Regions from separate parts of the Homo sapiens genome. Here region 2 is linked to region 1. Evidence: chromatin loops called from intact Hi-C (ENCODE). Cell type or tissue: heart right ventricle. All regions are shown on one strand. Each heading gives the region's core, and the rest is flanking DNA. Links, peaks and the distances in the headings are about the cores only.

What was found. Peaks named below come from ENCODE experiments on the same cell type or tissue, not always from the same donor. Only the 100,000 strongest peaks of a DNase experiment are listed, where the experiment ranks them.
Region 2: it touches region 1 in a loop (11-fold over the local background); 1 of 110 quality-filtered maps calls a loop at or near these places.

What each region holds. Positions count from the first base shown.
Region 1 is chr10:91,584,460-91,588,862 of GRCh38, forward strand. The region is part of intron 1 of HECTD2-AS1 (HECTD2 antisense RNA 1); the gene reads right to left. Among named protein-coding and RNA genes, the nearest start is that of HECTD2-AS1, 25 kb to the right of the region's middle. RefSeq lists an enhancer at 4,273-4,403. In heart right ventricle, for the core only: no CTCF peak of the experiment used is centred there; no DNase peak of the experiment used is centred there; H3K27ac peaks cover 1,978 bases.
Region 2 is chr10:91,659,196-91,663,598 of GRCh38, forward strand. No RefSeq gene overlaps it. Among named protein-coding and RNA genes, the nearest start is that of PPP1R3C, 28 kb to the left of the region's middle. In heart right ventricle, for the core only: no CTCF peak of the experiment used is centred there; no DNase peak of the experiment used is centred there.

The DNA.
Region 1 (4,403 bases), core at 80-4,079:
TCAGGAGGGTTGCTACCACTCCTCATTTTTCTCTCTTTCTTTTTTTTCCTTTTTGAGATGGAGTCTCGCTCTTGTTGCCCAGGCTGGAGTGCAGTGGTGTGATCTCTGCTTACTGCAGCCTCCTTCCCAGATTCAATCATTTCTCCTGCCTCAGCCTCCCAAGTAGCTGGGACTACAGGTGCATGCCACCATGACCAGCTAATTTTTGTATTCTTAGTAGAGATGGGCTTTCACCATGTTGGCCAGGCTGGTCTCAAACTCCTCAGGTGATCCACCCACCTCAGCCTCCCAGAGTTCTGGGATTATAGAAGGGAGCCACCACGCCTAGCCCACTTCTCATTTTTCTTATACCAAACTGTTATGTCCATTCTGTCATTTCCTGCCCGGCTCTGCAAGACACTGGGGAGCGTCAGCCCTGCCCCAGAACCTGGAATGCAAAGGGAGTCATTTGTTCCCCTCATCATCAGAAACAAACATTTATTGAGCACTTACATATCAAAAGACTAACCTGAAATGTAGGAGGCTCTTCTTTGAGCCCCTGTGTTGGCATTTGGGGATGAGGGAGAAAGAAAAGAGGGGAGAAGAAATGAGGAGGAGCAGTTCAGAAAACAACATAATCTTATTGCAACCTTTAAACAAAGGAGGGGTAACATTCTTCCCACCTTTCCTATTTGGCTGTCTGGGACATAGATGTGATGGTGGATCTCTAGCAGCCATCTTGCACATGAGGGTGAGGGCTACACCATGGAAATAATGTGTAAGGAGTCCGAGTCCTTAATGTCTTCATGGAACTTCCACAACTAGTGTTATGTGACAAAATAAAGCCTTGAGGGTAAAAATCATTGTTTTGTGTTTCCTGCCTCATGGGCTATCTCAAAAATAAATAAGTAAATAAATAAGCAAAAATCATATTTAACATTAAAATATAGAAGCCAACCCTAATTCTACTGATTACAAAGTTTATGTCCAAATCCAAGGCTAGTCTGTGGGATCTTCCTGGGAGCCTCTAATATTCTACAGGAGCAATCGAGACGCAACCCAATGGATAATCCCAAACACTTTACTTCTGCTATTGCTTCCTGGTGGTCTCAGAGATCACTCCAGCCACTTCAAAGGGCCATCTAAACACTGATTTGGGAATCTGATCCTACCTGGTGATATGTATCAATAAGGATGCATTGGGTGACTGATCATAGAAAGCTCAAGTCAACTATTTTAAACAATAAAGACATTTTGCTGTCTCATTTGATAAGAAGTCCAGAGGTAGAACATTTCCAGAGCTAGTTAATTCAGTGGCTCAGTGACACCACCATGGATTCAGGTTCTTTTCATCATGCAAATTGGCCAACCACAGTGTGTCGGCATTTGTCCTCGGTGTGACTCTTTTGGTTGCAAGTACATCAAGCACCCTGTCCTCATTCAGCAAACTCTAAAACCATAGAGACTAAGATTGTGTAGCCCTTACTGTCACTGCTCTTTAAGATGGGGGAAAACTTTCCCCAAAGTCCCCCACTTCATGTTTCATTGGTTAGAATTCAACCACATGCTCATCCCAAACCAGTCCCTGGCAAAGAGGATAAAATGATTATGATTGGCTCAAACTAACCAAGATTTATTCTCTAGGGACAGAGAGGGGTAAGGTCTTCCATCAAACCATGGAAGCCCAATATCAATCAAAACTGGGGTTCTGCTGGGAAGGAATAAGGAGCAAGAAATGGCTATTGAATATGCAATGAACAGTTTCACCAAGCCATGTGGCCTTGGATCATTCATTTTCCCTCTCTATGCCTCAATTTCCTAATCTATAAAATGGGAAGAATAGACTAGAAAATCTCTAGGGCCCTCTAAATTACCTTCCCAATTGATTATGAGTGCCCAGTTCTAGTGGCACAAGATGCTCCCTCACTGACTGACATTTAGTGATCACAGCAGCATCAATAATAGCTTAAAACCTAGAAGTGGAGGTGGTAAGGTTAAGGTGTCCTTGGTGGCTGTAGCCTCCTCCTCCAGGTAGCCCTTCACAATATAAAGCCCCACCTTGGCTTCTCTCAGGCCATTGGCCTTTCCAAGGGGATGCTGATGCCCATCACTGACCAGACTTCATCCATCCACTCAGTCATTCATTCATTTATTTGCCACTGACAATCTCATATATTCCAAGCTCTGTACTGAGCCTCCACTCTGCTCTACCATTACCAAGGGATAAAGTGTGAACAGATTTGGGGTAAGGAGCGGGGAATGCATGGAAGAAGAGCTGTAAGATCCAGGTCCCAGTTTTCCCTCTGCCAGCCAGTTAAATTCTAGTTCAGAACTCACTTCTCCCAGGAAGCTTCCCAGGTTCCCCCAGCCCCATGTTCAACCTAGAATGCGCATGTCTCTGGTGGTCTGCCAGGAGAATGGGAAGCCACAGGACAAACATGGTGCATCTTTCTGAAGCATCAAGATAATACAAAGATTGGGGGAGAGCATGATTTAAGTAATGAAACTTGTCAATGGCTTCAAACATTAATTTAGATTGAATTAACCATAGATATAGTAGAAAGCTAAGATGGCACAATTTTTTTTAAGAAATAAGAATCTAAGAAACAGTAAGCTTCCGGCTATGGCCCACAGATAACCTAGAGAATGACAGACACTCATCTCCTCTGGTCACTATGGGAACCATCAAAGGAGATTCTGATAACCCATTCACTTAAACCCCTGGCTCTGCCACTTACCAGCTTGACAGCTCGGTATCCTAAGTATTTAACCTCCATATGCCTGTTTTTCCTTCCATTAAAGGAAATCATATTGCTAAATGGGGTTATTAACCACAACTTCATTGAATGAGCATAAGGGGCAGAAGTGATACTGTCTTGAAATGTTTAGCATGGAACATTGATAGTCATTTTTATTAAGTACTAAGTGCTACTAGTAAAAAAAAAAAAAACTATATGTATTAAGCACCTACTACTTGCTAAGCACTGTGTTAGGCATTAGGGAAATAAAGGTACAGATGAGAGTATCTTACAATTAAGTGCCTACTTTTTGCCAGGCACTGAGCCAGTATATTTTTTATTTTTTTTATTTAATTGAATACACATAATGCAATGCATGCTTTTCAGGTGCAAGGTGGTATGAGCACAGAACACTTATTGCTTGGAAATTCACTTCATTGGATTGTCATGGCTATGGCAATCATTTATGCTGCCCCAGGTGTCTTCTTGTAAAACCCATTCTCTTTAGTCTGTGACAATATTCTTACTAGACATGTGTTGTCTATATCTGGTTAACAAAACAAAGGGGCTAGAGACAACATGAGACTGACAGTCACCAAAACTCCACCACCTCTAATTTATTTAGCCCTCATGTCCAGCCTCCTGAGAGGCAGTACAGGAAGTATTTTCACACCTGATCTCTGGAGTCAGATCACGTGCCACAGCTGGAATTCTGGCTGTGCCCCTTACCGGCTAAGTAACCTTGGGCAAGCCACTTGACCACTCCAAGTTTTGTTTTTTCCTTTGTAAAACAGGAGTAAAAATAGTTCCTTTCTCATAGGATTGAATGGTTGTTTCTTATCTGTTAAGCAAAACAAAAATAGTTCCAACCTCATACAAATGACTGAGGTAACACACCTAAACTTTTAGCCCATTGGCTGGGACATAAAAAGTGTAAATTAAGTGAAGCCGTAGCTGTTATACCTTATTATTATTATTAGCTCCTTACTGCCCCACACAACATTTTACCGGAGCCAGCGTGCTGGCTCTTTTTGCTACTTGGTATGAGTCATCTCCTGTCATCTCCCATGAGATAAATATAAGAAAACTAGTGGGAGTCAGTGAAACAGAGAAGCAAATAAGTCCTCAGCCAGAATCATCCATCTTTAGGGATGAAAACAGAACTACCCCTTACTGGGCAGGTACCGTGCTGAACCCTTTATGCATCTCTTCATAGTTAATCCTCAAATTACTCTATGAAGAAGCCTCCCAGCCCACTGCTCCCTATGACTCATCACGGCCCTCTTATTCTTCCCCCAGAATCTAGAGGGGAAACATCTCCCCCGACACCAATAGTCATGACCCAGTTATGGGTTTCCCTGGCTAGCTGACATCCAACAGGATGACATCACATTATGCAATCAATCCTTACCCACAAGTGGGTCCATGTTAATTTCTTTTCAGCGTGTTTTATGTACATCTGTGTGTTTTCCATTTTCAGCCCCAATGAGCAAACTGTCCATTGGCTTATTAGGGTGCCTGTCAGATACATTTTTGCACTGTAACTCTTCAGAGACACAAAGTCGTCCTCCTTCATGAATAGAAAAGCAGACCATTACATGTTGGTTCCAGAGGCCCTTCAGAATTGAGGAAGAATATCCTGGAGAAAGAGCTCATGGCAGAGGGCTCTGCGCAAGAGAATTGACA
Region 2 (4,403 bases), core at 101-4,100, 75 kb after region 1:
GGTTTTAATATTAAAGTTATGCTTGTTTCATATTATTAATTGAGGAACTTTCCATACCTTTTCAGAGTCTGAAATAATTTGACTAACACAGAAATTAACTCTTCCTTGAAGATTAGATGGAATTCCATTGTAAACAATTTAAGTAGGTTTTTGTTTCCTTAAAAAGAAAATTTTAACAATCTTTTGCATTTCTTCTGTCATTTTTGGTGTATCTGAGTTTTTTATATATCTTCCTGTACCAATTTTACTCATTTATATTTTCCTAGAAAATCATCTATTTTGTTTAGACTTTCAGATTTACTGAGATTTATCAATTTACAATTAATTAATAAACTTCAAATGTATAAATATATTTATAAACATAGAAAACTGAGGCACAGAGAAATCAAGTAACATGCCAGAGATCATACAGCTAATAGCTGGTAGGGCCATGATTTGGATCTGGGCTCCAGAATCCCTGCATTTAACCACTAGACATCAGGAAAAACTGACATGTGACAGTTTTTCCTGATGTCTACAGTGACCTACATGTTTGGAATATCATTTGATAAAGTCTTTCATGATATCCTTATGAACAAGACAAAGAAATGTTAGGCAGCTACAAAACTTGTTGAGCAACCTTGCCCAAACAGAACTCCATCTTTAGCTTTCTTCTTTAAATCCATCAAGAAAGAAAATAAAGGACTTGACATAAAGATCCAAGACTTCCATGAAAACATAAAATATGTTTTCCAAATGTGCAAATGGTACAAAAGTGAATCTAATAGCTTAATGGTGAAAAGGAACTCAAAAAAGCCTTCACCACTGTAACTTAGACAACCAAATGAATGTAAACTGAACAGACTTTAGGCCCCACAAGAGCAAAGACAAAATATGTCTTATTTATCAATGTAAACAAAGCTCCCAGGAGAATCATAGCTGCTAAGTAAATATTTTTGAATGTTCATTGAAAGAAAAGTATGCACATTACTGAACTTAAACAACTGCACAAGTTTAAAATGCAGTTGACATGGTTAAACATTGAGACAAGGGGGAAAAAAAGTTTTGGTTTGCCACAAGCTGTGTTAATCAATAATGCAAGGGTGCAGGATTTGGCGACAGAAAACTTAAAACTGGATCTGTTTCCAGGACAAGCCACTTAAGCTCACAGCGAAATAAAGTTAAAAATTATTCCATTTTTTATTTTATTTTATTTTATTTGAGACAGAGTCTCATTCTGTCACCCAACCTGGAGTACAGTGGCATGATCTCAGCTCACAACAACTTCTGCCTCCAGGCTCAAGCAATCTTCCCACCTCAGCCTCTCATGTAGCTGGGACCACAGGTGCATTCCACCATGCCTGGCTAATTTTTGTATTTTTTGTAGAGATGGAATTTTGCCATGTTAGCCAGGCTGGTCTCAAACTCCTGGGCTCAAATGATCCACCTGCCTCAGCCTCCCAAAGTGCTGGAATTACAGGCATGAGCCACCATGCCTGGCAAATAATAATTCAAAAGATTGGTGTGAGCATAAGATCATTTATGTGAGAATTTTTTTGCAAACTACAAATGTCCATTATTATTGTTGTTATTATTAGATTATAAATTCCAACAGGAAGTTAAAAAGTACCTTGAGCTTAACTGTAATTTCTCAGTTTTGACAGGGTTTAGGGGACAGGGTGAAGATTTGAAAACGGTATGTATGAAGTGCCTAGCAGGATGTCCAAAATATATTTAACATTTTAAAAATCTTGGTATAAGTGGATTATCTTTTCATACATATTAGACTGTATGCATGAGGGGACTCCAAAAAGTTCACGGAATCTGGGTGCAGTGGTGTGTACCTGTAATCCCAGCTACTGGAGAGGCAGAGGTGGGTGGATCATTTGAGACCAGCCTGGGCAACATAGTGAGACCCTGTCTCTTAAAAAAGAAAAGAAAAGAAAATGTTAGTGGAAAATGAAATTAAAAGATAAAAATAGAAAATATAAACTGTATTTCTGAACATAAGCTCCATCAAGGTTAAGATACTCTATAAGCAATGATACCAGCCATATAGTCCATCCTTAAAGAACTGGGAATTTAACAATGTCAATGTGTTTTTTTTTTTAAATAATTAACTGAAGAAAAGTGGGTGCCCTTTAAAGATCTTTCCAAGATTAGAAAACATAAATAAGTCAGAAGGAGTCAAATCAGTACTGTAAGGTGGATGCCTAATGATTTCCCACAAAAACTCCCAAAAAATTGCCCTTGTTTGATGAGAGAAATGAGCAAGAGCATTGTCATGGTGGAGAAAGACTCTCCGGTGAAACCTTTCCAGGTGTTTTTCTGCCAAGTCTTTGGCTTTCTCAGAACAATCTCATAATAAGCAAATGTTATCATTCTTTGGCCCTCCAGAAAGTCAACAAGAAAAATGCCTTGAGTATCCCAAAAAACTTCTGCCATGACCTATGCTCTTGACTGATCCACTTGTGCTTTGACTGGACAACTTCCACCTCTTGGTAGCCATTGTTTCAATTGTGCTTTGTCTTCAGGATCATACTGGTAAAGCCATATTTCATCTCCTGTTACAATTCTTTGAAGAAATGCGTCGGGATCTTGATCCCACTTGTTTAAAATTTCCATTGAAAGGTCTGTTCTTGTCTGCAGCTGATCTGGGGACAGTGGTTTTGGCACCATTGAGCGGAAGTTTGCCCAACTTTAATTCTTGAGTCAGAAGTGTTTAAGCTGAACCAGTTGAAATGCCTATGGTATTGGCTATTTTCTGGTGTTAATCATCAGTCCTCTTCAATTACTGCATGAACAATATTAATCTTTTTCTCACAAATTGATATGGATGGTCAGTCACGTGGGCTTCACGTGACTTCAACAGTCTCATTCCTTCTTAAAATGAATTATCCATTTGTAAACTAATAATTTGTTTTGGGCATTGTTCCCATTAATTTTTCATAAAGCATCAGTAATTTCACCATTTTTCCACCCAAGCTTCACTATAAATTTGGCGTTTGTTCTTGCTTCAATTTTTGTAGAAATCATCTGTTCTGATAGGGAGTCATTTCAAATTAATGTCTTATCCTTCTTAATGCCTCAAGCTAGATGCTGTTCAGACATACTGCAACAATTTACTGTGATTTTATTTTAGTGCAAAAACATTTTGAAATGCATCCATGGTTTTTTCATAATATACATTTTCCATGATTTTTTAAAGACCCCTCATATAAGAATATATATGATCATATATGTGTGTGTGTATATATATACATATATGTAATCACATATGTAAGGATATACGTTAAAATGTAAACAGGTTATATTGAGTTATCCCTGAGTCACTATTCTAGATACAGAAGATACAATGGAGAATTACATGGACAGAACGCCTTCAGTTTTTTGTCATTTACTTCTCTTCAACTCCTCTCCCATTTACGAGGACCACTTTTTTAATTAGTAAAATGAAAACCAAACTACAGTATAGAGGTGATAAAAAGATCAGTGGTTGCCAGGGGTGTACAGAAGGAAAGGGAGTTAGAGCACAGCAGATTTTTAGGGCAGTGAATTACATTGTCACTTAGTAAAACCCATAGAACTGTACATCACACAGAGCAAATCCTAATGTAAACTATGGATTTTAGTTAATAATAACATATCTCTATTGATTTTCATTTGTAACAAATGTACCACACCAATGCAAGATGTTGATAATAGGGGGAACTGAAAGTGGAATGGGGTATATGGGAACTCTCTGTACTTTCTGTAAACCTAAACCAGTTCTGAAAAATAGTCTTTAATTAAAAGAAAAACTAAAAAAGAAAAGAAAAATCAATGAAAATTCTGGCTTGCTTAGATGGACACTTTCCAAATACTAAATTGCAATTGAGTTATTCTTCTTGGCAATAAACAACTTGTGGCCTTTTTTTCTTTTATAGCAAGAAATAACTAGTTGCATCTCTCTTTTTGACTCAAGTATATTGAACAATAACAAGAAAATGCCTGGTTGGGTATAGAAAAACTGCCTTGTTAGCTATTTTATTTATGATGTGTGCTTTAATATTTGTTTATATGCTAATAGTGGTTGCTTGGCAACTAAGTTTGGGGCTTCCTTCAGGTAGAAGTGCGTTGTCTAATAGCACCTCATTGTCTTCAATGCTGGATTTCCAAAGCCACCCACCATACCCTAAGTTATGGAATTCTTGGTTTGAATGATATTCAGATCTAGTTTTTTTCTTATTCATTCAACAACTATTTATGTAGAGTATCTACTATGTGTCAGTCACAATTCTAGATTCTGAAGACAGAGTGAAGAATAAAGTGAACAAAGTCCCTGTCCTCAAGGAGCTTATATTCTAGTAGGGTGGGGGGATAAACAAATATAATTTTTCAATGATAATATTCAGGTAAAGATGGAAATGAGTGCTATGAAAAAA